5 separate regions of the Homo sapiens genome follow, and all the other regions are linked to region 5. A link is a contact called in ENCODE Hi-C or POLR2A ChIA-PET data. All regions are on one chromosome and are shown on one strand. The core of a region is the stretch at or near the end of the contact, and the rest is flanking DNA. Distances in the headings are between cores, read along the strand shown.

Region 1 (5,721 bases), core at 2,328-4,827, 260 kb after region 5:
TGGAGTCCTTTCCATCTTTTGTCTATTGTGAAGAAAGCTGCTGTTAACACTAGTGTATAAATAAATATCTGTTCAAGTCCCTGCTTTCAGTTCTTTTGTGTATATAGGTAGAAGTTGAATTGATGGGCCGTATGCTAATTCTATGTTTAATTTTTCTAGGAACATAGACAGATACTTTTATTAGTTTCTTGTTTACTGTATAGCTTCTTGTGCATAGGTAGCCACTTTTATTAGTTTATTTATGTTTTTAGTGATTCTTTATGCAGAGAGAGCAAAAACAAGCATATGTACAGCATATTGGATTGATATACTATCAGCAACACTTTTCTGAAGATATTTCCATATCAGTACGCAGAGAGCATTCTCATTCTTTTTTCTATCTTTCTTTTGGTAGCTACATAGTATTTCACTCAGTGGCTGTGCCATACTTTAATTAACTATTCATTTACTGAATGACATTGTTTTAATTTTTTATTATAACATAAATGTCACCATAAAAAATATTGCACACATATAATTATGTAAATATGAGGTGTATGTTTAGGATAGTTCCTTAGAATTGGATTACTGAGTCAAAGAGTAAATGTATTTTTACGTTTGGTCAATATTGTTAAATTGCTTTCCATGGGGAATGTGAAAATTTACACTATTTTATTGGCAATGAATGAGTTTCTGTCATGTCACATTTTTATCACAGATTTCAGATTTTTGCTACCTGCTAGATAAAATCTCATATCTTAGCATAATTTTAACGTGCGTTTCTCTTATTATAAATGAGGCTAAGCAACTTTTCAAACACTTAGAGTCTATTTGTCTTATTTTTCTGTGAACTTTCTGTTAATATCCTCTGCCCATTTTTTTTTTCTACTGATTACTGGCTGTTTCCTAAGCACCATCTAGGAATTCCTTATACACTTGAGAGATGAGCTGTTTGTCTGTAAAATAAGTTAGAAATATTTTTCCCAGTTTGCCATTTGTCTTGTGACTAGCTCAGGATGTTTTGCTCTGAAAATATATTGATTTTTATATACTTGAAATGATACCTCTTTTTTGTTTTTTTGATGTCTGGATTTTGAGTCTGCTAGAAAGTGCTAAAGGGTATTGTCTATGTTTTCTTTTGGTATTATGCTTTAATGGAATTTTTAAAAACCACATTTCTTTTCTAGAATTTTTTGAAGTTTATCTGGAATACAGTGAGAGGTAGATATCCTCTTTCATATTATTTCATCACTGCTTGGTTGTCCCCAAAACGTTTGTTAAAAACTCCTCTTTCACCCCACTGACTTGAGCTATCATCTTTACTCTCTGTTAATTTTAGGGACTATTTTGGAGGATGCATGGGCTCTCTATTCTTTTCCTCTTGTCTGTCTATATTCATGACACAGTGCCACACTGTTTAAATTATTGAGGTTTTATAGCATATTTTACAATATATCTAGTATAAATAATAACTGCTCTTCTTTATCAGTTTTCTCTAATTGGTATTTTGTTTGCAACATGCTACGTTTATAAAATAACTTAGGAGAAATTGACATCTTCGTGAGATGGAGTCTTCTAATTTATCACATTAAGTCTTTCCATTTGCTAGTTGTCACTTTTGTATCCATCAGAAATGATTTAAAATTTTCCTCATAAGGGTTATATACACTAGTTAAGATTTTTCATGGTAACTTACCTGAACTGCTATTTTTGGTCATTTTTTACACTTTATTAAGGCTATTGATTTCTGACATGTTCTACTAACTTATTGATCTAATTTATGGCTTGCAAGTGTTTTGGAAAATTCTCTGTGATTTTACACTTACATAAGCATGTTATCTACAAATAGTGATCATTTTTCCTCCTCTTGCCGATTTCATACCTCTAATTTATTTATCTTATCAAATTGCATGTTGAATACTTCCAGGGAAATGCAAGAGTAAGAGTTATAAAGGACATCTGTATCAAGCCCTGTAGTTCTCTACTGTGTGATTATCTATTTCAGACAGTATCTGTTGACTTCTACTAGGAAAAATTAAGACTTTTGCTGAAATACACTATCTTCTTTCTCTATCCCTCTATCCCTCCCTGTTTCCCAGTTTTGGTTAGTCATATTATCATTTATTGCTAACATTTATGACATTTAAATTCAACTAGCCACCTGTAACTGCCTTCCATGTTTTGTCCTTAGATATTTACTCTGAAGGAGTATTGGACTATTATAATTATAGAAACATTATTCATAAAGGAATCCATAAAAGAGTAATATGATCCTGTGCCACAAACTTTTGCTGCTCCAAGGAGAATATCCAATTAGTATCTATTTAATTCTTTTTAACTTTGTTTGCAGCTTCCTCACCTCTTCTTGGTCACACTTCATTGCACATTCTCTTATGTCTCATGTTCTTTTGAAAATTGCTTTATTTTGGTAGTAAGAAAGCCCCCGGGGAGTACTTTCATATGGGATATAGGAGTGATGTACTTTTTGAGTTACTGCATATCAGGAGGTGTTTTAATTTGACCGTGTACTTTATGATTGTTTGGCTGGGTATAGAATGCAAGGACCAAATTCGTTTTTCTTCAAAACTTTGAAGCTTTGCCACCCTATCTACTAGTGTCTTCTGTTGCTAACAGAATGTCTGACACCAGTTTGATTTGCATCCCTTGGCATGTGGCCAATATTCTTCCCTCTCTTAGCAAGTTTTTAGGCTTTTCTGTTTATTCTGCGGAATTCCAAGATTTCATTAACTTGAATCCAGGGGTGAGTTTTTCATCCACCTGCTTAATCCTTAGTAGATATTTTCAGTATTAAGACTTCTAACATTTTCAACTCACAAGAACTCTATAAAATATGATTATTATCTCCAATTTACAAATAAGTTTCAGAGAGATAAAAACAAGTGCCCCAGGTCACTGCCTGGTCTTTCCACTGAATTATGTTTGGAGTAAGGAAATATACCTGAAGGCCATGATTAAGACTATACTTGGTGCAAAATAAAAGCACTTTGATTTTACTTTAGAAAGCTGGATAGTTGCTACCTTGAAATTTTGATGTTCATAACACTAATGATTAATAATAAATTGATAAATGTATATCTGCAAGTTCTACCTATTGTAAAAACCTGAAGAAACACTTGAATAGTTACATCCATATGAGGACTCTCCCTGACTACACTTCAAGCAAAACACTTATTTTATGGTTCCCAAAGGTGAGATGGATGTAGAAACAGTGAAAATAGGATCTGTTGGAGTAGGGCAGTAGTAGCATTTGGGGTTCATCCCCTAATCAAACCCTCCCTGTTGATGGAGGAAAAAGGTAGGCTGACACCACACACACACACACACACACACACACACACACACACACACTATATATATATATATATTGTTTTCAATAAATCATAGTTGATTCTTTTAACGAATTAGAAGAATAAACAGAGAGAGGCAACACTATGTGCTCTCAATATGTCACAGATCACGGAGAACTCATGAGTCATTGTGCTTTTAAGCCAGGGAGTTCCCCGAGGTCATGCTGCAAATCAGTGGTAAATACTGAGTATTTCTTTTTAAGATATCAAATTCTTTTCCCATCATATCAGCTGAGAATAGATTTCTTTGCCTCTTTTCTCTATAGGCAGCCAGGAAATTTGCCATGACTAACAAGGATAGCACCAAATTCTCTTTAACATATTGAGCTATTTAAGCCATAAGTAAAATGACCTAGAATCTCTCACTTCCAACTTGGTGGTCAGTTCCCTGACTAGACATGCACAGAAACGGGGGATGTGTATTCTCAGGCCAACAGGGTTATAATTGCAAAGGCCACTGGTGGTTGCTCTGGGTATATTATGGGCGACATTCTCTATTGGATGGAACAAACTGTAGTGTTGTCATGTATAACCAAGATAGACGCTCTATACCAGTGTCTTTCAGCCTTGGCATTATTGAGATTTGGGGCTGGATAATTCTTTGCTGTGGGGCCTGTCCTGTGCATGGTAGGTTTTGAGCACTCCTGGCTTCTGTCCACTCGATGCTAGTTGTGACAACCACAAATATCTCCAGTCATTGCCCAATGTCCCCTGGGAAGCAAAGTCACCTCTGGTTGGGAACTACTGATCAATGCAAATTCAATAAAAATTTTTTTTTTGTAAATAACTCTGGAAAATACACAACGAGTTTTTAAAAACACATTCTACTTTTCACATCAGAGTCTCTGAAGATTATGTGCTAAAATATAAACATTCCAGGCTCTGGAAAGAGGCAAGGAATCTTTATATAAACACAGTGAACCCTTGGGACCATCAGATAGCAATAATGAAATACACACAATAAGATTCTGTGTGTCGCATGAAAAATAGTTCTCTGAGCAGATTATTAATCTCAGCCTTGTGTTACTTATAGTCACACACAACAATTAATCTCTCTGTGAATGCCTTTAAGCTTTGCAATGTTTAAACATCATCTATATCTATATATATATTCTTATTTGAAAATAGAACAACTATGTGTAAAGATGTTTCAGTCCCCAGGATGCTGTGGTTGGCACTTCCCTAAATTCTATTTTTGCTGAGAGGAGCAGCTGCCTTAAAAAAGAGACATTGAACCTTGGAATATGTTAAACCACTTTTTGCTGCACAGTTTTGCTTGGATAAATTTGCTTAATGGGCATAGCTTGTGCCCTGAAGATAATATTGTGCCAAGTGTTTGGAAGGCAAATGAAGGAATTACTCAGAAATTACTAGGGGGCTGAAATGGAACAACTTCCAGAAACTCATTTGAATTTTTTGACTGTTGCCTAATATTGACATTTCTGACTTCTGTTGATTGTATTGACAACGGAATGTTGCCTAAGTTGCCCATAAAAGACATTTTCTAGCACTAACCCAATCTGTTGTTCCAGGGTGGGGGGTGGGAGGGAAGCTAGCAGGGTGTTGAGGTGGGGAGGGGAAACAAAGTGTAAAAGGTTTCTAGTGAAAGAAGGGGAATCTTTAAGTGAAAATGGCTTATTTATAAGTTCAAAGTGTTTTCCATGCTAAGATTTTTGGAGTGTTAGATCCGTAGACATATATACATAAATGTCTATATATATATATCTATATAAACACACACCTATATATACATCCATATATATATATATATATATATAGACACAGAAATATATATAACTATATTTGATCTCTAACAATATCTAGTCCTGAGAAACAACCATCACAGAGCCCTACGGAAGATGAATCCTGTTTGACTTGTGGGATGATGAGGTTGTAAATAAAATCGTTCTGTTTTTTAGTGTTTTAGTAACACCTCTGTAAGGCCATTTGCTAAATCAGCCGGTCCATTAATTAATTAGCCAGCCAGTTGGCCTCAAAGGATCTGGAGGTCTGCAGTAGGATAAGGCTCCAAGCTTCCTGGAGGAACACGTGTCCAAAAGCTTGAATTGGAAAAAAAATCCACCAACCCAAAAATCCTGACTCCAAGTCTCTTTGCTGGCCAGCACTTCTGAATATTTATAAGACTCTGATTTAGAGGAGGAATAAACAAGGAATACATATACTCCCCAAGAGAGTGGAGAAGACATGGACAGCTCCTTTGTAATAGCAGGACAAAGAAGATGTGAATCAAAGTCATGAAGAAAGCCGGCATAGCTTGAAAGAAGGAAGCTCCTGCCAGAAGTTCAAGGCTTTGATAAAACCCTGAGACGCCATTTTTAGGCCTCTGCCTGGTCTAACCTGTTAGAAAGGGAGA
Region 2 (5,889 bases), core at 2,873-5,372, 380 kb after region 5:
TTCCTTCTCTAGACTCACACAAGCTATTCATGTGTGACAATCTGGACAACCCTCCGATCCCTATATGCGGGGAAGTTTAGTTCAGTTCAGTGCTCTGTCAGGGATGGAAGCGCAGAGAGAGAGAGAGAGAGTGCATTCCAAAGAACATGGGCTCTAGCAGTGCCTGTTTTATGGACTCGACCAGCCTCTGTCTTAGAGCAAATAAACTTGGTGCCCAGACCTCATCTGCTGTTTTCTCCCTAGCCCTTCCTTCCCTTTTGTGGTGTCTACCCCTCCCACCTTTCTGTGCCCCTCTTTCCCTGAGTACCCAAATCTTTCTTCTCCCATCTTAAAGAAAGCACTTGCTCAATAAATCTACCCCCAGACTCCAGTGCTCTATATTGTTCTTCAGCCTCTGAAGCCTTTACATTTTAACAAAGGGAATTTCAGAGAACGAGGCTTAAGCTTGGGTCCTACTGATAGTTGATGTCTGGAGCACTCTGTTGAAAAGGATTCTGAGGCATTACCAAGAAAAAGTTGTGTGATTATTTGGCAATGACTTTCAATAGCATGACAATGGACAGTGGTAAGATATATGCTATGTGTTTGCCATATCTGGCTTAATACAAAGGAATATATCCCTAAAGACAGAGTATCTGGGACCTGGATTGGGGTAAGAGTATAGACACATAAAGATTTTGTTGTTGTTGTTCTTGCATGTGTTGAAGAGAAGCAAAGTGGAATCTAGCTGATTATACACATGAATTTGTATGCTGTATTTTTTTTGGTGGTCTTTAACTTACTCTTTTATTGCCAAGTGTAAATCTGGTAGTTCATATATATGTTATTACCTTTTACTTACTAATGTCTTCTACCTAAGGACTTGTAAGTTGATTTTCAGTTCACATATCTGACCCTTGTTTTTCTTTTCCTTTTTGGGGATGAAGAAGATGAAAAGCACCTAAGGCCACTGCTGTTATTGGGGAAAATTGTAGTGGCTATAAAAATGAGTAGTAGAGGCCAGGAGGTTGGTTTGTCAGTACCTGGGCGGGTGTCCCCATGATGCAGGTAATTAGGATGTTGGAGAAAGAAATGCCACAGGATGGGAGCCAGGTACAAGTGCATCGTTATCCATTCAGTGGTTCACCAGCGCCAGGCACTGTGCTAAAATATGGAGGATACAGTGAAGTTCAGGAAACCTGCTACCTTTAGAGGCTGTCCGGGAAAGAGGAGCATAACAGACAGTGGGAGACAGGGTGATAGGACTGTAATAGGCATAAGCCCAGGATGCTATGGGCACACAGAGAGATGTGCAGGACTGGCTTCTTAAAGGGAAGCACTGTCTAAGCTGAGGCCCAAGGAATGAATAAGAATAGGTCAAAAGAGACATGGAAAAGACCTTCAGGCAGAAAAAACAGCATCTGCAAAGGGCTGGAGGAGCTGAGGGTATGGCTGAATTGGAGGACAGGGTAAAGCCAGGTCGTAAATCCACATTAGTGCGTTTGGACTTTTAAACCAAGTGCTTTTCTGTAGAAAAGTGTTATAATCAGAGGAATGAAATGATGTGGTTTATGTAAGAAAGCTGATTAGAAAGATGATTCTGGCTGAAGTGTGGACATTAGACTGAAGAGGAACAAGACAGGTAGACCAGTTGGTGGCATTGCTGGTAACTCAGGGGAGTTGATGTTAGCCAACTGATGATAACATCAGTCAATCCACAAATAAAATCAGAGAGTGTGAACAATGGGAGGTGACTTAGAGATGACTTAGCATTGGAAAACTAAATCTCCAGTAGGGTAGATGACATGCCCATGGTCATATGGCAGAGGTGGGGTAGAGATGCAAAGCTGGTACTTGAGCCAACTAAAACTGAGGTCTCCTCTCTCCAAATCCAGTTGTCTTTCCACTGTGTTTACATGGCCAGGTATTTGTTCAATTCCCAGTGTGTGCAAAACCATTCAGCTAAATGCTGGATGGATGGGCATGCACAAAGCTTGACCTAGCTCTGCACTTTGAAATCTTTCACGTGTTGTTCCCAGCTCTATGTGCTTGGATTAGACATTAAAGTACTGGTAATGAAGGGAGTGGAGGGAAGGGATGGAGACCTGTCACCAGCAGGAACGTGACTGGGTGAGCCCCAGTGCCCAGTGGGGAGCTGAGGTGGTTTGGGATTTCGTCCTTCATGAAAAATGCTAAGTTGGTATTTGGTCCACTAAGCCCCATTTTTGCTAGAACAAATCAAATATAGACACTTAAAGGAGGGTGTTTGATGTGATCCTGTTGATGGAAGCATCTCTATTTCTGCTCACGCCCTGGTTAGAGGAGCTCAGACTCTTTGGTGCCTGCCAACCCCACCCTTACGCAGTTTCCAGGGCCCCTGGCTCCTCACAGCCACAGATGGCCATGAAGTTCTACAAACTGCAGACACCCATGGAGACGTTTTAGGGAAGTGGCTATGGGCCCACTGTCAGATGTGCCAGTTTGGACAGTCAAATGGGGAAATGGCATAACACGAATGAGGTAAAGAGCATGGGCTCGGGCCAGAGGGAGCGTGAGAAACGAACATGAGTCAGGAAAACGGCACTGAAGCTGAGCTGGAGAAGCATTTCACCGCCGAAACCATGTTCAAATGACCTAAAAATAGTTCCTGAGACCGTGGGGACCGCCTTACATGTGGTGGTTGCTTTTAGTTATTTTTCAGATTGCAAAATTGAAGAGCTCTCCCCTAAGTGGGAAAATAAAGCTTTGCAAAATAGTAATGACTGCAAAGCTTTCATTTCCTTTGGAAAGCATTAGTCACCTTTAAATATGGTAGCTCACTTATTTCTCCCTTCTCTCCTACCCCAAAACACCTCACCTAGTTCTCCCTGAGGCAGTGGTGAGGAGCAAAAAAATAGAAATGTTCCTTCTGCTGGTTTTTATTCTTTCTTTTATTGAATAAATATTTTCCCTAACACATGGTTGGTCCTGCCCAGAAAAGCAATGTTATATCAGGCCAAGCTTCAGCCTGCAGGGGGTTTATCCTTAATAAGTGGAGATGACCCATGCATACAAATTATAAGTGCAGAAGATGGAAAGTGGTAAAACCTCATAAAAAAAACACAAGGAGCCACAGAAAAGGAAGAGTTTGCATCCAGCTGAGCGGTGTGGGAAGGGCACTGTGGAAGGCATGCATTGGATCTGAGCCCTGAAGGACCGGCAGGATTGGAGCTAGAAAAAATGAGAGAAGGTAAACAAAAGGAGCACAGTCCCAAGGCCAGGAGAGTGCAGAAAGCGTGAGAGCAAGGGTCAGTAATTCTCTTTGCTGGACCTGTTTGTGAAAGAGACTAATGAGAAATATCCCTGGAACTACCCACTCATGAAGGCTTGCAGATGGCAGACTAGAGGATGTTGGACATAGTATAGAAAATGGGAGCATTTGTTGTTGCTGTTGTTTGTTTGTTTGTTTGGAGTGGAAGCAAGGGTGAGCAGTATTTGTAACTTGGCCAGCAAATTATGCTTTAAAATGTCATTCTTGACAATAGTGCTTCAAATAAGTTGGAGTGACAAGAGATGGGAAACAAAATAAAATATAAACCAATATAAAAATAAAAACTAGCCAGCACATTATGTACTTTGATCACAATGTCTTAGTTTTTATGTATGGTTATTTCACAGTTCCAGTGATATCCCCAAGCACCCTTCTGCCTTGGAGGTCTTGGTCCAGTTTTCCAAGGAGTTCCAATAATCTGCTGAGTGCTCACACATGCCCCTGTCGTGCACTGCACAACCCATGCTGCACACTGTTCTGAGCATTGTTCTTACACACAGATAGCAAAACTGTAATCCCCACTGGGTCCAACATCCCCACCTGGCACAGTGTTAAGGGTTAGCACACCATGCCCACTGCTGATGCCAACAGTGTCATTTACCCATCAGCCCCCTGTGTTGGTAGAATTAACAATGTTACTCGCCACAGCAACCACCCCAGCTGGCCTGGAGTGCATCATCACACTGCTCTTGGTAGACCAGAAACCTACTGATGCTGCAGGTGTCCCTGCTAGTGTGTAAAGTATTGCATGCCCCGTACAAACACTGCACAGATATGCAGCTGTCACCCAGCCTTGGGGCAGATGTTTGTAAAGTCCCTTCCCCAAAGTAGTTGCTATGAGGCAAGAGAGAGAATTACTTTCTTTTATACTGTGCTCTCCAGGGTAAGATCCCTCAGCAAAGCTTCCTGGGTTCCCAGAAGTAACAGTTCTTTAAATTCATGCCTCATTTACAAATACATGTACACATCTTACCCTGAGAATACATTAAAAACTGCCAAGGGGTGGACTAAGCTGAGTTCCAGGACCAGCCACCTTGCCATTTCCAGAATCAGCAATTCTCTTCTTCTCTTTCTGGTTTTTATTCATTTTTCTATTGAATAAATATTTTCCCTAACACATGGTTGGTCCTGCTCAGAACCAACCATGTTGTGAACTCCCTACCAGAGCCACTGTTACCGTTTCCAAAATATGACCTTCAACTGAGATCATCCAGGTCAACCATAGCTTTATAACCTCAACTCAGCAGGGATTGGAATCTCAGCACCATTTTCCACAGAAGAAATCCTTACCCTACCTGTAAATTCATATATGAAAATTAATTAAAAAGATGCCACACAACACATCCTTGTTGTCAACATGCGGGGTCCAGCCCAGCCAGGATCCAAACTGAAGAGGGATGGAGGTGGAGGACTAGGAGAGGAGAGGGTATCTCATCTCCTGCTCTTCTCATCTTTCCTGTTCAAACCTTAGTTCTTATTCAACCAAAATGCCTGTAACAGAAATCAGAAATAATAACGGCATGAAGAGAGTAAAACTGTAGAATCAGAAATGAGAGACATGCCTGAGACACATTGTTGAAACAACAGAATAGGTTTTATGGATTGATTGACATGTACCACACAAATGAAAAGGAAAAATTAGGATAATTCTAAAAATTTTAAGTTAGTAGACAAGAAAAATGGTGATTCCATTGATAGATGAAAATGAATTGTGAAAGTAATCGTCTTGGGTATAAGTAAAACAGTCAGTTTAATATCCCATATCTAGGTCTCATTTCAAAAATACTCTGGTTTAATTGGTTCAGGATATGCCCTCAGCATTGGAATTTTTAAGGCCCTCAAGTCAATTCTAATTTTGAGACAAGATTGAGAATCACCTGCCTGGAGGAATTTCCATTCAGAAATTCAGACCCTGCAGTCTCAAGAAAGATGGGGCTGAGGAGATGCAGCTAGTTGAACCCTCGTGGAGTGACAAGATTGCTGGAAAGAGAGAGAGGAGAGAGGGAAGATAAGTAAGAAGCAAACACCAGGGAAAGGCCCTCCTCTCAGGGACAGGAGGGGGAAGGAGCAGCAAAGGTAGCAAGGAATTACCAGGTAGTAGAAGGGCAGGAAGTTAGAAAACCATGGGCCCTGAAGGCAGAGAGGCTTCAAACTGGAAGGGGGTGTCTCAGGGAGGGGTTGGGCAACAGCTCTAAATGCCGTGATGAGGTTGCCACCCCAATGACTCTCATCACTGCCGACACCTCAACATCTAGGTAAACTATTTGACTAACACTCTAGCCTTGCAGTTTCTCCTGACTCTTTCTGTTTGATTTATTCTCCTGGGCTGGAAAGACGTGACCTGAGGGTTAACACCGAAAGAAAGAATTATATGCCCAAAGCCCACAAAACTCCGTTATCTGTTTATCTGCCACCCACAGACGTCGGTATTTCTCTACTGATAAGACGCAGAAGTTATGAATTTCTTGACAGCCATTATAATGCTCTAAGATTTAGGATAAGGAGACCCTAAAAGATTAATTTTTGGCTGCCATTTGGTGCCCACCCAGTCCAACTCACAGAGGTTCACGTAGCAGATGGCTCAAGAAAGATGTGAAATT
Region 3 (5,666 bases), core at 1,478-3,977, 460 kb after region 5:
GGGCTGAGGTAGCTGGAAAGCAAAGGCAAAGTTTGTTCTGTGTTTGCCAAATTACATTATCAGTTGTACTCAAATCTTCATTATGTTTCTTTTGTATATGTAAGGACATTGATTAGAAAAGAGACAAATGGAATGGGAATATAGAGCAGGATTTGGAGACCTTCAATTTCCCCAACCCACAACCCACCCTGAGCTCCCTCCTCCTCTGCGTTCCCTGGTTAGGCTCTTCATGTCTGGCCTGAAGACACTGTTAACTTCTCTCAGTGGCCATCAGTTACCTTGGCAGAGGGACAGACTCACTTAATGCTCTATCCCTACCCCCACCCCTCACCTTTACACACTCATCTTCCACATCCCCAGACTTGTAACTAAAGTCAGACCCCAGCACTTACTAGGGGAGAAGGGAATTCAACCACCAAAAGACTTACAGGACTTAATTATATTGGCAAAGATGTGGGAATATGTGAGGAAAGGCATCCTGAAGGCTATTGGTCAAGAGGAAGGAACATCACTTTGATCAGGGTAAACGTGGGTGCACTGTGCACTCACCCACGATTCTGGATCTAGTGGTGTTAGCTGGGGCAGCTGAGAGTGGTTCTGATAGTTTACTTGCTGGCCCAAGAAGTCCAGGGCTCCATTGGAAGTACAGTCTAGGGAAAGTTGAGAAGCTAGAAACTGTAAGGTTCAATATAACAAAAGAACTCATAGGTGTCAAGAGAGGAATGTGGCTGTAGCCTTATAGGCAATCCCGTCATCAAAGCCTGGGATAGACACTGGTAAGGCAAACACCGGCATCTTTGAAAAGAGTGTAGAGGCTCTTCTCTGTGAGTTGGGAATAGTGGTGGAAGATGCTACCATCCAAAAGGACTGCTTGATACCAAGCATGTGGGAAGGGCCCGGGTGGAAAAGGACAAATAGGTACACTAGAATAGTAAGATAGAAATGGGTATAGTCATCTTACAAGACATTAGGGCTTACCAGAATGAACTGAACTGCAGGGATCTTAGGGTGTGGCCAGTTGATCGCAGGATTTCCGGCCTAACTTGGCGTGTAACTGAAAAAACTCCAGGTCTGGTGAATGGGGGCTGCTATTACATCAGAAACTTGGGGTCGTGTCTAAGACCGAGTCAGTTCCCAGACCCACATCCCCTCACTAAAGGGAAAATAGGGATGCTTAAGGCAGCACTTTCTGCTAAAATTGCCAAGTATGTTCTGTGACTTTTCCTCTCAGCCTTCCCCAGTGGTACTTGTGTCCATTTAAACAGGTTACTGTACTGGGGGAAAAATGCCCAAACTTTTCTCAAATATTTGGACACTGGCTCCAAGCCAACCATACCACAGACCACCTATCAAAGCAGGCGACTAGTAGAGATCTGGTAATTGATAGAGTTTTGGAGTGTGTGTGTGTGTGTGTGTGTGTGTGTGTGTTGACCTTTCTTCTCCCATTTGGCAGAGGAAAAGTATACCAAACACAGAGGAAAGTGGAGAACTCATGGTGAGCTTTTACTCCTGTAACTGCATCCATTCCTGCTTCGCTTACTGAGTTCCCTCCACACTTGCATCTCAAACGCTGAACTCAAACTTGTCATTCTCCCTCTCCTCCCATGGCCTTTGAATTTGCAATTCCCTGGCCTAAATCTTCCTCACCTCTTCCCATCCCTTTGCCTAATTACTTCCTCCTCATCCTTCAAATCTCAGCTCCAGGGTCCCTCGTTAGGGAACACTGCCTATTCCCATCACTCCACGAATCTAGGTCAACTTCATTAGCTCCACAACATCCAGGGACAGCAATCTTTGCCTTTAAAGCACCTCCCGCAGCTTGTTGATGCACATTCATGCGAGTGGCTTGACGAGTATCTGCTTCTTCCTCTAGACTAGAAGCAGCCCAAAGCTGGAACGTAGTTTTGGTTACCACTCTTCCCCTGGCTTCTAAATACGATGCCTGGCACAGTGAACACTCAATAAATATTCATCAAATGAATGGATGAATGAATAAATAAATGAATGCACACCTCTTTTACTTCAAAAAAAAAAACACTTCTTAAGAATTGAAATTTAGCAATAAATTGGCCAATGTTTTTCCTATCTTTAGCGTGCCAGCACTTTCTTCTGGAGACCATGAGCAGGGGCAGAAAGACATCATCCCCAGCAGCACTCACATCTGAAAGCAGGCGGGTGTCCCTCTGCAACAACCCCTGCTCAGTTAGATTGCTTTAGGATACCCTCTTTTCTAAACAGAACAAAATTTTAACCAGACCATAAAAGCTGGTTTGGGATCTGAAAGAATAAGATTGTGCAGCAAATGATAAAAGGAAAAACCCAGCCATGCCTCCCTGTTCTGCCTTTTGTTTGGGCATCCTGTGTCCTGCTAGGCCTAGAAGGGGGTTGATGGAACCGTTTGTTGGCTGAGAGACTGGATTTTAATTGTCCTGCAAAGCTCCAATAAAGCTTTGTTTCAAGTCTTGAATTTCATCCATGTTTCCCTTTTAACAAACTTCAAGGAAATAACTCACCCTGAACTGCCACAGTGTACTGCCAAAGCGCTAGCAAATAAGAAAGGCACATGCTTCCTGAATTTGGGTGAATGAACCGACAACACTCACTTTAAAGGGTTTTCTTTTTCTTTTTTTTTCCTTTTAACTAGGAGAGAGAATGCGGACCAGGCTTTCCCTCAGCAATTTTTCTAATGAAAACATTTGGTGCCACCTGGTGGCCAAATTTACACGGACGCCTCAGCCTTCGCAGAGTACAAATGTCTCCCGGTTGAACTGGATATTAAAAACCCTGGTGCTACTCGGGAGGCTGAGGCAGAGTGGCATGAACCCGGGAGGCGGAGCTTGCAGTGAGCCAAGATCACGCCACTGCACTCCAGCCTGGGTGACAAAGCGAGACTCCGTCTCAAAAAAAAAAAAAAAAAAAAAAAAAAAAAAAAAAAAACCCTAGTGCAACCAATTTGGTAAATTTCTAAGAATATAGAGAATTTAAATTTCTCCTTATTGAAGACAAAATTCCCCACCTGCGTTCCACCACGCCTCTTGGGGACAATTTGTTTTCCTGAACAGGTGGCTTTCTTTAAGTGAACATTTTCTCTAAGGTAATATGCTTCATGCAGAGTTCACTTTTGAGCTAAAAGAAGGGCAAGAAGTGCAAATAATTATTGTGGCATGAGAGAAGGAGAAGGAATTGCCCAGAAATCCTTTAGGCCCCTTCAGTGTCTACTGGCCTAGGATTCCAAAAAGGTTTGAGAATGTTTCTCATACTCATATTTGGCCCAAGCACACGGGTCCAGTGGGTCAACTTTCACTTTGAGAAAAGCTTCAAATTCCACATTCTTGGATAAAACATAAATAGAGCCCAGTTAGTCCCTCTCAGGCTTTTATGAACTAGAATCATATTTCTTAACCTATCATTCCTGAGTGTGAGAAAAACAAGAGGAATGATATGTAATGTCTTAACAAGCTGTGCTGGGATACCAATTTTAACTGGCCAATAGAACCAACGCAGATTATGTTTTAGAGAAATCTAATCCCTTATAAATCAGCTGTGTGTAAAAACCCTCACATAAACAAGTGATGTGTTGTGAGTAGCAAGGAGAAAAAAAAAATTCTCCTGGAAATGTGTAGGTCTATTAGCGGAGACAAGCGCTGCTCGCCTCGTGCTCCATACTCCGAAGGGCAATTCATGTTAAAGGCAGTAGTGGGCTGGCCCCCTTTATGCTGAACATAGGAAATACAGAAAAACATCTACGAGACTGAGCAAAGTGGTAGTATTTCGTGCACTGGCTGGCTCAGCACCAAAATTCAAATCAATACTCCAGAGAGAAGAGCCCCCAGAAACAGCCCAGCAAGAGCTTGGAGGGTTCAATGATCATTTAATTTAAGCCCCTCTTTTTACAGACAAATGAACACAGGCCCCCAAGAGTTTAGGTGATGTTCCCGTGGGCCCTTATCAAGTTAGAGCAGAGCCCAGGGAGAGAGAGAGTTGAGGTCCTCCGCTCTCTGCTTCTGCCTCCACACTCTGCTTGCTCTGACCAACGTCCTCCCACCGGCGATGCAGAACTTCAAAGGGATGGAAAAGGTGGCAAAGTCACCAGTGAATCTGTGTGATATACATAACTGATGACTTCCTCCTTTAAAAATTTTTTTGAGAGAGGGTCTTGTTCTGTTACCCAGGTTGGAGTGCAGTGACACAATCGTAACTTGAAATCCTGGGCTCAAGTGAGCCTTTTGCCTCAGCCTCCCGAGTAGCTGGGACTACAAGGAGCACACCTCCATGCCTGGCTAATTTGTTAAAATGTTTCTTTAGAGACGGTAGTCTCACTATTTTCCCCAGGATGGTCTTGAACCCCTGACCTCAGGTGATCCTCCCGCCTTGGCCTCTCAAAGTGGTGACTTCAGGTGTGAGCCACTGTGCCCAGCAGCTTCCTCCTTTACAGAAATAAATTAATGCAAAATAAAGGAGGAAGAGAGAAATGATAGCTAAGCAGAGAACATGCAACAAAGTCAATGCTAACATCCACGTGATTGAGCATCTACTGTATGGCAGGTGCTTCACATGCGTTATCTTGAATGGGTGAACATTCTCCAATACAGCAGGGTTCCATCCATTCCACAGGTGAGGCACCTCATGCTCAGGTGGGTAAATTGCCCACCACCGTGTGGTAATAAAAGGGCAGAACACACACATGAAATCAGGACACCCTGACTCCAAATCCTATCACTGTTTCATGTCTCCAGCTGCAGACAACTCTTATGTGAGCCCTGGATAGGAAAAGGAACAGAGTCATGGAAGGTCCACTTAAGTTCTCCTTCAAGCAGCTAAGGAGGTGCTGTCTCTAACAAGCCAAATTAAGATAGGCAAAGTCACCCCAGCAGCTGTTGACTTCAGCATTTGCTTTTAAAATGAGAATTATTGTCTCAGGGTGAAGACTCCGGTTCAAGCATGAGTCATGCACCCCAGCAGACCTGGTTTGTTTTTAGCGAAGTGTGGCCGGGGGAGGAGGGGTTGTATTCACCAGCAAAGCATGTCACAGAGGATGTACACACACACACACACACACACACACACACACACAGACACACAGACACACACACACACACGTCTGCCCATTACAGCTGCTCCAGGCATCTCTCGCCTGACAGAATAGGGTCTGTTTCTGACCCCCACACATCCTTAAAGAATGTGATCTTTGCAGAGATCACTAGCAGGAAATGACCCTGAGGAAAGCCACTTGATGTCATTCTTTGAATGTTCTGCTGTCAGCTCCCAAAACTGTCAGGAATGAGGTCGTAAGTGTCTCCTTCAGCTGCATAAATAGAGGCCACCAAAGGTCTCCAGGAAAGAAAAAAGCTGGTAATCACAGCAATTCACGTGTGGACCAAATATGGCAGCACCGGTGGAAGACAGAGTCATGTTATGACTCACACAAACCCAAGCTGGAATCCCATAGCTGCTGTTTTCCAGGGGTATGACATTGAACTGCATAAATGCCTCAGTTTCCCCATCTGCTTGATGGGCATCAGAGCATCACTATGAGGGCTGAGCCGAGTACTTATAGAAGCAGTGGGTGATATAGGTAGCCAGTGCCTGATCAATGCTGCTTCTCATCCATCCTCCTCCTGCATGATGTGGTTAGAAATCTCCAATGGCTGGGCGCGGTGGCTCAT
Region 4 (5,391 bases), core at 637-3,136, 330 kb after region 5:
AGCAGCAATACTTTGCATCCTTCGAACCAATCAAGTTGACACTCAATATTAACCATCACACTGAGTTCAGACGGCAGCTCTGCCTCTTACAAAGTGTTGAACACATCCTTTTAGCAGATCGGGCTTCAATTTCCTCATCTGAAAATGTACTTAATTCGTAATAGTACTTACCTCATAGTGTTATTTAGAGTGCTAATCAGCTAATATGTGTAAAGCAACTGGAACAATGTTTAGCAAACAGTAAGTACTATAAAAGTATTAGCTTCTGTTATTATTTGCAATTTAGCCCAGGCTGTGGAGTTTTGTACAGAGTTTTATGTACCCATTTCCCAGATCACCCCTTCCTTTGAGAATGGTTTGCTATGGTCTATGTTTGTGTTCCCTGCAAATTCCTATGTTGAAATCTTAACTCCCAGGGTGATGGCATTAGGAGAGGGGAGCTTTCCGAGGTGATTAGGTCATGAGGGCAGCATCTCCATGAATGGGATTAGTGACCTTATAAAACAGGCCTCAGGGAGCTTGTTTGCCCCTTCTACCACATGAGGACTCAGCCAGAAGGCACTATTTATGAACCAGGAAACCGACCCACATTAAACACCAGGCACTCTGTCAGCATCTTGATGTTGGACTTCCAGCCTCCAGAACTGAGAAATAAATTTCTGTTGTTTCCAAGCTTCCCAGTTTACAGTATGTTGTTATAGCAGCCCCAACAGATGAAAAAAAAAAAAAAAAAAAAAAACATGGTTACAATGCAGAACTCCATGGCGGGCTCAGGTTTGCTCTCCTCCCATCTCCCAATCCTGATATTGGGAGTCTGTTGACTCTTAGGAGGTGGGTTTGTTTATGGTTTGTCCTCCTTGTCCAGCCTACAGTTCTTTCTGCTAGTACTTTTAAGCCCTGGTTAAGTCATTGAAAAGCACCAATTACAGACTTACATAACTGTGTCAGGAGCATTTCTCTGAGGGATTTGCTCACCCCTCGGAGTCAGTTGCCCAGGGAAACAAGCTGGCGATGTCACAAGGCATCCACTTCTAGTTCTTCCTCAGTTCCCTTCTGTGGAACCTGAGTCAGAGCCTAGTCCGGCATGCTGCCTAGCCCAGCCACGTCTCATCCTATTCATGGCAGAGCGGGGACTCTCACCCTCTCCCAGCAATGTCTAAAGTCAGGTATTTTGGGGTCATGGCCATAGTAAGGATGGTCTCCTGTGCTGCTTCTTCCCTCCCAGGGCACAGAAATGCCTATGCAAATGGAGTGTCTAGGACAGCCCTGGGTTACTCTTGGTTCTCTAGGGTATAGTTACAAAAGTGAAAAAAAAAAGAAAAGAAACCATTGGAGCTGCTCCCTGGAGGATCAAAGGTTGTTGCAGACTTTCTAGAATCTCAGAGACCTCAGGAGCAAAATTACAACACACTTTTCCTTTCTACTGTTCATGCCCTAAGCACACCCATGATCTGGTTTATCAACCTGCTCCTCCTTTTCTCAAGAGATAAGGTTGCAACTTCCTTGTTATATGCAAATGAAAAGAAAAGAGACTACAGCCATGGAAGTATTTCGCTAGATTTTCCTAGTATTTCATGCTTACTTCATTTAACCATGCCCCTGCCCCAGTGCCCTAGTGAAACAGTACAATGTACAGCTCTTGCATTGCTACCTGCCCTTCTCAAAGCCCACATGTTGTATTTTATGCAAATCTACAGATTATCTATCATTATCTAAATGCAGGCATCTGAAAACCAGCAGTAATCCTGCCTCTGAAGTTTATCAGGAAAGGAGCTTAAAAGAGAACCAAATTCAGCCTGTGTTGGAACTCTCAGTCCCAGAGGGGTGTGGTTTGTAGCTCTCCGGCCTGCTGTTGGACTTAGGCTGTGACCCACAGAAGGACGCCAGAAAGTACTCAAGACATTCACGGTGCCCCGGTCAGCACTCGCCATGACGAAGACTTCTACATGCATATACCACTTCCTTGTTCTGAGCTGGTATACTTTCCTCAATTATTACATCTCACAGGAAGGAAAAGACGAGGTGAAACCCAAAATCTTGGCAAATGGTGCAAGGTGGAAATATATGACGCTGCTTAATCTGGTAAGTCCATATGTCCGTACCAGGAACCGATCCATTTCTCTAGAATATCAGTGCTGCCACACATATCATCTTTGGATTTTATTAAATACACAATTTTGTTATTTGTCTTCCTTCTTCACCGTTTTGTGAGTTTTGGGTTTTTTGTTTACTTAACAATTTGCTCTGATAAACCCAATTTGGAAATTATCTATAGTTAACATTTCTATGCTGGCTCATTGTTAAATGCTCTCTTGAAAAAAAAAATCTCATCTTGGAGCTCTTTTCAGATGAGCTCAAAGAGGGGACCATGCTAATGGTTTCACCATGGGATTAACTACAAATGCAGGAGGCATTTTGAACTTTGCTTGGGGAAGTCTGTGAAGAGAAGGCAGAGTGGCGTATGGTGTGTAGGAAGTGTAATTTCCAATGAAGGAATAATGCCATTTTACAGCACACACAGACTAACAGATTTATCTAAGAAAAGCAAACACATTTTGCCATGTTCAGCTCCCACCTCAATTTTTTATAGGTTCAGGCTCCATCTTAAAGGACAAATCACCCAACCGAATGGCAAATACACATTTTCAACTATTTAAAAACCAATCTTATGACTTACTCCTTTCTTGTCTTCCTAACCTGGCTGACTGCATTCTGATGAAGTGTGAATGAATGGGAGAAAAGCAGATTATGAAAAATACTTTGAGGAATAGCTTAAAAAAATACTTTTAAAGTTAAAAGCTAATAATGGGGAATCATTTGGGGATGTGAATTAATATTTGAGGTTTTTGACTAAAATCTTGGGTGCCACATAAACATCTGTTTTCAGAATTGTAATCCTCATTTGACAAGCGGAGAATGTATGTGGTCAGAAACTGTGACACTCTGAAATGCTAAGGACGTGGAAATGGAGAGAGTTAAAATCAAAGAGGCCCAAAGTGGCTGCTTCCTCCTCACTGGTTGGTTAGTGGCCTCTTGATTTGGGCCTGAAAAATTGGAACCCTGAACACAGCTCTAGTGTCTTTGAAAACTTCAAGGTGACTACTTGTTTCAATCATGGAATTTTATGAGAAAAACAAACAGAAACAAAACAAAAAATGTTTTTTGTATAACTAGCAGTGCCACAGTAAACAACAACAACAAAAAACCACACACACACACGCGCATACACACACACCCCTAAGGTTTGTGTCTCTATTGGCTTTCTATGAAAAACAGTCCACTAAAAGGGAAGTGTGTCTGTAGTTAGGACTGACTTTCTAATAAAATCCAATTCCAGTATGAATGTCCTACCTCACACTATGTGTGGCTAAGAATAGATTTATCACCACACTCATTAACTAGCTCCCTTACCTCTTTGTATACACACACACACACACACACAACTGATCCTGACTTTTTAATTCTAGCTCACCTACATTTCCAAGAGCCCTTATTTTCCAAGAGTGAGAAAAGTCTCTTATCTTGTCAATGATACTATCATTTCCTAGTGTTAATCCCAATTTTGCTTCCCTGATTGATCAGCTACCAAATCCTATTAGTTTTTCCTTTTACTAAGTTCATCCTTTCTTCTTCAACCTTACTACTGTCTCTCTCATTCCAGGCTTATATTAAGCCTACCTGGATGACCATATCATCTCTTTACTGTCCATTCATGGTCCAATCCAGCCACTTAGATTCCAAATTAATCTTCTCAAAGCACTGGTTTTGGTTTGTTTTTTAATACCATGACCTGGATCTAAAAGTGTGGCCTGCCGCTCAGGAAACCACAGTGGCTCCCTCCTGCCTCATGGACCCAATGTCAAACTCCCGATTCAAGAGCTCACCTGCCCAACCAGCCTTTCGGGTTCCCTCTCCCTGGGAGGCTGGTCTCTTCTGCAGTAAGGACTGCGTCTCACTAGTATTGGTCCTTGGGCTTCCTGCTGTCACTTCTCTGCCCGGTGTTCTCTCTATCCTTAGAAGAAAGGCCTACTTACCTCTCTCCACCACATTGCTTCTTTCATAGAACATTGGGAATCACATATACTCCTCCCAAATCCTTGCTGACCAACTCCAGTCCAAATTTCCTTTTCCTTTCTCTGATTTTCACAGCATCTCTCAGTCTCTGCTGATTTATATGTAGTATTGTTTTCTAATTCCCTCTCTCCCTGCCATGTGAGTCTTAACATTCCAATCAAACTTTGGCTCCAAAACAGAAGTTTTTTTTAATCTTAGGTCCTTGCCAACCCTAACTGTCTATATTTCTACCTTGAATTCAGCACAGTGGCTGGCACAGGATACCCAGATATTAAAAAGCTGCGACTTGGTACGTTGACGTGACCTCAGCCTTTCTGCATCCTCAAGCAGTCCCTCTCTTCTGGTATCTTCTGGCCCTCGTAAATAAGCTGAGAGGGGCTTGCCTGTGGTGATTTTCTTTCTGAGCTCCATTAGGAGTCATCTTGAAAGTGTGACCTAATGAAATGCTTCCCAACTGGTGAAGATGGGTTGAGTGTATTTCAGAGGATCGATTTAATGTAGATTTCGAATATGTTGCTTAAGGTGAAATATTGGACCTGCAAATGTCTAGCTCTTGAGATTCATGGGCTGATTAATGGTTGTGTCTCCTAATGATTAATTAGTGTTCATTCATGACTAATTAATTGGTGGTTGTGTTTATTAAGTCATAAAGGTCTCACAACTTACGCTCACATTCTTATATTTATTTTACCTCACCTTGGGGAAGTTAGTATCCAGTCCTGATTACCAGAAAATTTACACCCCTCCTCGTAAACAGCTTGAATTTCTAATTGGCTGAGTATCATTTTTGTCCCCTTTGTAAGAGCAAAGCCCCCTTTTGTGCCAGTTGGCACTGTGAGCATTGCCCCAGTTCCCCTTGAAGCTATCCCAGGGGACTGGAAGGGGAGACAGACAGGAGACAGGAGACAGACACGAGTTGCACTGAGCTACTCCCCTGGGGTTGGTGGTAGTGGCTAAGGTGCCATTGAGAATTGGTCAGGGTGACCCATTTCTGACTAAGGAGAGTGAAGGTAGGAGAGGACAGATGGGAGTCTCTGCCTAATAAGAGAGTAAACTGACCTCAGTGAAGGGGCCACTGATTCCCTGCTGGGAGGGAGAGGTGGTATTTCACAATGGTTACAATTGCGATCTCTGGGATGGTACCTCAGTCCCACTGCTTACTGCCCCCGAGACCCTGGGCTAGGCACTTCTTTGTGTCTTTCATTTCCACGTCTGTCAAATAGAAATAAAAATAGTACCTAACCATAGGGTAGCCATGGGGGAGAAATGATCTGACAGGTGGGAAGCGCTCAGAATGGCGTCAGCAGGGTGTTAGGC
Region 5 (5,170 bases), core at 1,697-4,196:
AGGAGGGGAGAGGCTAGTGGAGGGGATGTGAGAGATGCAAACAGAAGGACGATGGCAGGCATATGTGAGAAGAATACTGCACTATCATTTTAGAGGTGGAAGTGAAAGCAAGGTGCCTGCCTCTCCATACATTTTTCACTCTCCACCCCTTGATTCTCAAGATCTGGGGCTGAACAGCTCAGAGTGGGCAGCTAAACCATCAGGCTAGGAATTATAGACAAATACCTTCTCTCGAGAACCAAGGCCCTAGAGTGGAAGGCAGCAGACCCTTGGGTTTTCAGATAATGAAATACCTGGAATAGTTTTTTAAACTTACCCTCATCTTGATTAATTTTAAATCTATCTATTAAAGAGTGACTGGAGTTATTTTCTCTTGTCCTCTTATCTATAGAAAAGAGCACAATCATCAAACCTTGTGGCTATATCTACAACATAGTCAAGAGGATGCATAGACCATAGTGCTTCAAAGCAGAAATAAAATTGGTATGAAGAGAAGGAGGAGACAGCTGTTCACCATTAGCACTTGTGCTTTTCCATCATTTTAAAGGCAATTTGTTGTTAAGGTGAATTAAATATAAAATACATTAGAGGACACAAAGAGAAAGACCAAGCAGTAGAAGGCAGCCCAAGGATTCACATGGAGCTTATGCAATGTGATCACTCCCCACCAACCCCACCAACCAGCACCCCCCGCGAGCCTCTGCCTCAGAGGAAGTACACTGGCTTCTATTCACCACCCTGATTCCAGAAATGTTGTCATTTTGCATGTTTGTTTTTACCATTACTAAGTTTAGACATACTTGGTGTACACCAGCATTGAAACACAACCCTCTCTCCTTACACAGGGAGAACTTACAGTCAGATTGGGAAGGGAAGAGAAAGATTCAAAATAGGAGTCAGGCAGCCACTGAAAACTGTATTCTCCCACTTGTCAGTGTGCTACCGGTAATGACTGAAAATCAAGCAGAAACTCTGAGGTATCAACACATCAAAAATCCAAACACGACTTCATATAACAGATACAAAGCACACTCAGGAGAGGGACCAAAATCAGCAGCACTGCCCCTGTCAGACCACTGACCTGGGCTTCGAAAGGAAAGCCAGCACTCTTCATCAGTTAGGGAGTCAAGAACAGCTTAGAAAGACCACAGGGGCCACTTTGTTAAAAAAAAAAAAAAAAAAAAAAAAAAAGAATAGTTGGGGAAGTATAAGTTAAGATTCCTGTGTTCTATGTGAAGTCACTGACACTTTATTTTCCAAGGCACAAATCTATTTATTAGGGCTTCTATGTTTCTTTGAAGAAGAGCACCAACGAGTTTGAAATATCACTGTCAGCTGTTTTTCAGGATTACTTCTAGAGAGTAACAGATTAAAAGCAAACAGATTAAAAGGCTCAAGAGTGCATCTTAGTTGCCAATAAAGTGTGGTAAAGCATATTCTTATGGTAAGTAGTAGGGATGATAAACCACAGCTCAGAGTGTGCTTAAAATCCTGTCTTGATTGAAGGTGAACCTCCAAATAAATCTCTTTTCAGATTTACTCAGAGACATGTCAGCTGAAAAACTTCAGATCTCTTTTGGGCCTTAGGAACATAAGTAGTACCTGTTTTCTAACAATTGAGATCATGCTCGGCCAGAAGGTCAAGAGATCAGACCAGGAGGCCATTCAGAAGGCTTTTTTCAGTAGTTTGTGCAAGAGTTAAAATGCTACCCTGAACTCAGGCATCAATCTCAAACTCAATATACATGCACAGAATTGTAAACTGTAGCTGGAAATTCAGGACAAGAAATTTTCAATAGGAAATGGTTAGGCTAATTATGGCACAGCCACTTAACATAACATTATACATCCATTTAAAATAATTACAAAGATTACACAGCAATATGAAAATTATGATACATTAAGTGTACGTGCACATTCTTTTTTTTTCCCTCTAGAGAGAGGTCTGGGCTAGAGGCACAGATCTGGGAATATGCGGTGAGAGCTGTTTTTGTAAAAGGACATAAATGATAAGCCAAAGAGAATATGCTGTGGAGAGGGGAGGTCTGACATGAGAAGGATGGGTAATCCCTACACTTAGGGGTGAGCTAGAAACAAAAAGAAACAAGGGGAAATCAGAAAGATGAGACAAAACATGTGATAGTGGAACAGCCAGGAAGTGGGGGTTTAGAAACTTTTAAAAAGGAAGATGTGGCCAATAGTGTTGAATATCACATTCAGATACACAGATGAAAATTAACAAGAGGTCCCTGGGCTTGGTGGTCACTGGGACTAGGAAGACATCATTATCTCTGAAAGCAGTGTCAGCGGGGTTCTGGAGGTAAAAACCCTATCATATACCAGTAAGGAGTGAAGGAGGGCATGAGGACGCGCAGGGCCCGCAAATACAGGCGCTCTCCTGGGGATATGGCTGTAAAGTAAAAGAGAAAGACAAGACGTCAGAGTCAGGGGAAAGGAGGGCAAGGGAAGTCTTCTTTAGGATATGGGAGGGTTGAGTGTGTTTATAAACAGGTAGTGAAAGTTGGCAGAGAGAACCAGAATAAAGATACAAGACAGAAAAATTAATTAAATAAAACAAATTTAAAAATTAATTAAACAAATTAAACAAATAATGTGTGATAAACAGGTATACTCAAGAAGCTACCACATAGATGTGGGAACAACTGGTGAAGATGGAGGTAAGGAAATGCCTGGGAGAAGTTTCGTGGCAGCAGCACATCTGACTAAAGCCTACAGAGACAGGCAGAGAGGGACAAGTCCTTTCCAGTTAGGGAACAGCATGACAAGGTGAGCAGGAAAATGCATAAGACTCACCTAAGAGCAGGAAGCCAACCTTGCTGTTCATCTATTAGTAGAGTGGGAGATAGGATGGAAAAGGTATTCTACAACCAGGTTACTCTAGGCCTTGAACACAAAGCAGAAGAGACTGGAATTCACTTAGCAAGCAAAAGGAAGCTACATTCAGATCATCACCAAGTTCTTCCCATTCCTCATGCAATGTAATTCAAGCATCTTAACATGGCCAAAAGACTGCAGGGACATCTGACTCACAACTCTCCAACCTCCCTCTACACCATTTCCCCTGACTCACTCCGCTTCAGCCTGCGGTAAACTTTCTCCTCCTCGAACTGCCCCATCTCGTTGCTGCCCCTGGGATTTGTACTTGCCATCTCCTCAGCATGAAAAGCCCTCCCTACACCCAACTCTCAAGATGACAGGGTCATTTTCAACCTTCAACTCACCGCACCAGTGTTACCTCTGGGCTGTTCCTCCACTCTACCTAAGGTCGGTGTCCCTGTCCTGCCCACCCCACCCTTCTTTACAGTCATAATCTAGAATGCCCTGTTTGCCTGTTTACATGTGTATCTTCTGCCTTTGAATTAGGATGGGCTGAGGGAGTCCACACTCACTTACAGGCTCTTTAACATGGGCCCGCACCAGGTGCTCACATGAGGGGCAGGACGAGGCCAGAGAAGTGCCCCAAGCGTGTAAGCAGAGTGGACAGGCATGAAGCCAACTCTCCCTGAGAGCTTCCTCCCCCTGAGCAAAGCCTTGGGCTTTAAGCTGATAGGGAAAGGGCAGCAGATGTCACCACAGGGACAGACAGAAACACCCTGCAGCCGGGAGAAGAACAGAGGAGGACACCCTCTACCCCAGGGGAGGCAGGAAACTGTCCTGAGACCAAAATCCCACACCAATAAAATTTCAGTCCCTTGCCATGGGGGAGGGGCTGGAAACACAGGGACCGCCAAGACTGAGGCTGGACCAGGAGATGGAGCAACCCTCCCCTCCCCACCCCATCCAGAAGCCCAGCCCTGTGGGGGAAGCAGCAGCAGCCCACTGCTAGGGGGGCGGTGAGGAGGTGGGCAGGGACTCCCCCAGCCTATGGCGCAGGAGGCTGCAAGCTGAGCAGGGGCACTAGCACTGAGAAAAGCCCCCAGAGTCCCAGTCCCCGCCATAAGCACAAGGAACCGGCAGGAAAAGGAAGAATAAACAGGGTAGTAGAAATACATGAAAAAAATAATGGCCAAGAATTTTCCCCAAATAATGAAAACAACAAACCATACATCCAAAAAGCCTAAATAACCCATAACTAGGATGATTAAGAATATGATACGAAAGAATAAGCATAAAGAATAAAAAAAATACTGAGAAAAAGAAGAAAAGGGAGAAAAAGAATTTAGACAATATATTCAAACTGCTGAAAACCAAAGATAAAGAGAAAATCCTGAAAGCAGCCAGAGGGTAGAAAAACATTACACACAGAGAATAAAAGATAAAAATTAAAGCAGACTTCTCAACGGAAACCATGGTGTGATATTTTTACACTACTGAAAGAAAAAAAAATTGTCCAACCCAGAATTTCATATTGAGAAATAATTTAGCTTTCAAAAATGAAGGCCATAGCAAGATTTTTTTCAGAAAAACAAAAGCTGAGAGAATTCGTTGTCTTCAGGCCTATACTGAAATGTTAAAACTTAAATGTGGATCTATACATATAAATGAAGAGCTCTGAAAATGACAATAATAAAATTATAAAAAGAACTTTAAGAATTTTATCACTTCAAAATTTCACCGTTTAAAAGATAATACAGTGTAAAGTTGTACTGTCCAATATGGCAGCATGGTGGGTGAAATAATGGCCCTATAAAATGGCCACACCCCAACCTCTGGAACCTGTAAATGTTTCTGAATGTGGCAAAGGGGACGCTGCAAATGTGATATGGTTACGTATTTTGAGATGGGGAGATTATCCTCGGTTACTGCAGGACTCTTTCAAATTTAATTACACAATCCCATAACAATGGAGAATCTCTTAGGGCTGAAGTCAGAGGTATTGAACAACTGAAGAGGCAGGAGAGAGACAGGAAATGAGACCTGACCTGCCATTGCTGGCTTTCAAGACGGAGAAAGAGAGCTCCCGTCCAAAGAACATGGTAGCCTCTAAAAGCTGGGAATGGACTTCAGCTGACAGCTCACAAGAACATGATGACTACAGCTACAGGACTAAATTCTGCCAGTAACCTGAATAAGCAGGAAAACAGAATTTCCCCTGGAGCCTCCAGAAGACAGACCTGCTGACATCATCATTATAGCCAGGTCCTGTGTCAGGCTTCTGACCTACAGAACCACAAGACAGTAAGTACTGTGTCAACTGCTAAGTTTGTAG

Evidence for each region. A loop is a pair of places that touch in the nucleus more often than their neighbours do. ChIA-PET counts read pairs that join two places held with the same protein, here RNA polymerase II (POLR2A). Pooled maps may share reads with other maps.
Region 1: a map with no recorded cell type shows a loop between it and region 5 (5-fold over the local background). The contact joins two enhancer-like sites. A Hi-C loop is called at or near these places in 2 of 37 single-sample maps with no recorded cell type and 2 of 50 pooled maps. POLR2A ChIA-PET finds 5 or more read pairs at or near these places in 1 of 52 experiments (GM12878).
Region 2: a loop to region 5 is called in a map of GM12878, with 11 times the contacts of the local background. The contact joins two enhancer-like sites. A Hi-C loop is called at or near these places in 1 of 168 maps with a recorded cell type or tissue (GM12878), 8 of 37 single-sample maps with no recorded cell type and 10 of 50 pooled maps. POLR2A ChIA-PET finds 5 or more read pairs at or near these places in 2 of 52 experiments (GM12878 and activated B cell).
Region 3: a loop to region 5 is called in a pooled map, with 3 times the contacts of the local background. The contact joins two enhancer-like sites. A Hi-C loop is called at or near these places in 6 of 50 pooled maps. POLR2A ChIA-PET finds 5 or more read pairs at or near these places in 2 of 52 experiments (BJ and activated CD4-positive, alpha-beta memory T cell).
Region 4: a loop to region 5 is called in a map with no recorded cell type, with 2.4 times the contacts of the local background. The contact joins the promoter of ADTRP here to the enhancer-like site in region 5. A Hi-C loop is called at or near these places in 4 of 37 single-sample maps with no recorded cell type and 6 of 50 pooled maps. POLR2A ChIA-PET finds 5 or more read pairs at or near these places in 2 of 52 experiments (GM12878 and common myeloid progenitor, CD34-positive).

Annotation. Positions count from the first base shown.
Region 1 is chr6:11,852,832-11,858,552 of GRCh38, reverse strand. LOC102724379 (a long non-coding RNA gene) reads left to right here. Exons shown (of 3, transcript XR_007059913.1): 3 at 1-81. Among named protein-coding and RNA genes, the nearest start is that of ADTRP, 77 kb to the right of the region's middle. RefSeq lists enhancers at 3,585-3,654, 3,735-3,814. Within about 2 kb of position 3,577, at least 3 of the 41 ENCODE cell types and tissues checked have a DNase peak (open chromatin) inside an H3K27ac peak, as active enhancers do.
Region 2 is chr6:11,728,949-11,734,837 of GRCh38, reverse strand. All of the region lies in intron 4 of ADTRP (androgen dependent TFPI regulating protein), which reads left to right. It overlaps LOC124901258 (a long non-coding RNA gene), which reads right to left. Exons shown (of 2, transcript XR_007059452.1): 2 at 3,591-4,780. Among named protein-coding and RNA genes, the nearest start is that of ADTRP, 47 kb to the left of the region's middle. RefSeq lists enhancers at 2,081-2,170, 2,451-2,750, 5,135-5,304 and a cis regulatory region at 5,219. Within about 2 kb of position 4,122, at least 3 of the 41 ENCODE cell types and tissues checked have a DNase peak (open chromatin) inside an H3K27ac peak, as active enhancers do; they include GM12878, where a contact is called at or near this core.
Region 3 is chr6:11,652,797-11,658,462 of GRCh38, reverse strand. No RefSeq gene overlaps it. Among named protein-coding and RNA genes, the nearest start is that of TMEM170B, 120 kb to the right of the region's middle. RefSeq lists a silencer at 2,620-2,789. Within about 2 kb of position 2,727, at least 6 of the 41 ENCODE cell types and tissues checked have a DNase peak (open chromatin) inside an H3K27ac peak, as active enhancers do.
Region 4 is chr6:11,775,298-11,780,688 of GRCh38, reverse strand. It overlaps ADTRP (androgen dependent TFPI regulating protein), which reads left to right and starts at 1,886. Exons shown (of 6, transcript NM_032744.4): 1 at 1,886-2,082. The coding sequence starts at 1,930.
Region 5 is chr6:12,111,372-12,116,541 of GRCh38, reverse strand. The region is part of intron 3 of HIVEP1 (HIVEP zinc finger 1); the gene reads right to left. Among named protein-coding and RNA genes, the nearest start is that of HIVEP1, 100 kb to the right of the region's middle. RefSeq lists an enhancer at 2,163-2,212. Within about 2 kb of position 2,946, at least 3 of the 41 ENCODE cell types and tissues checked have a DNase peak (open chromatin) inside an H3K27ac peak, as active enhancers do; they include GM12878, where a contact is called at or near this core.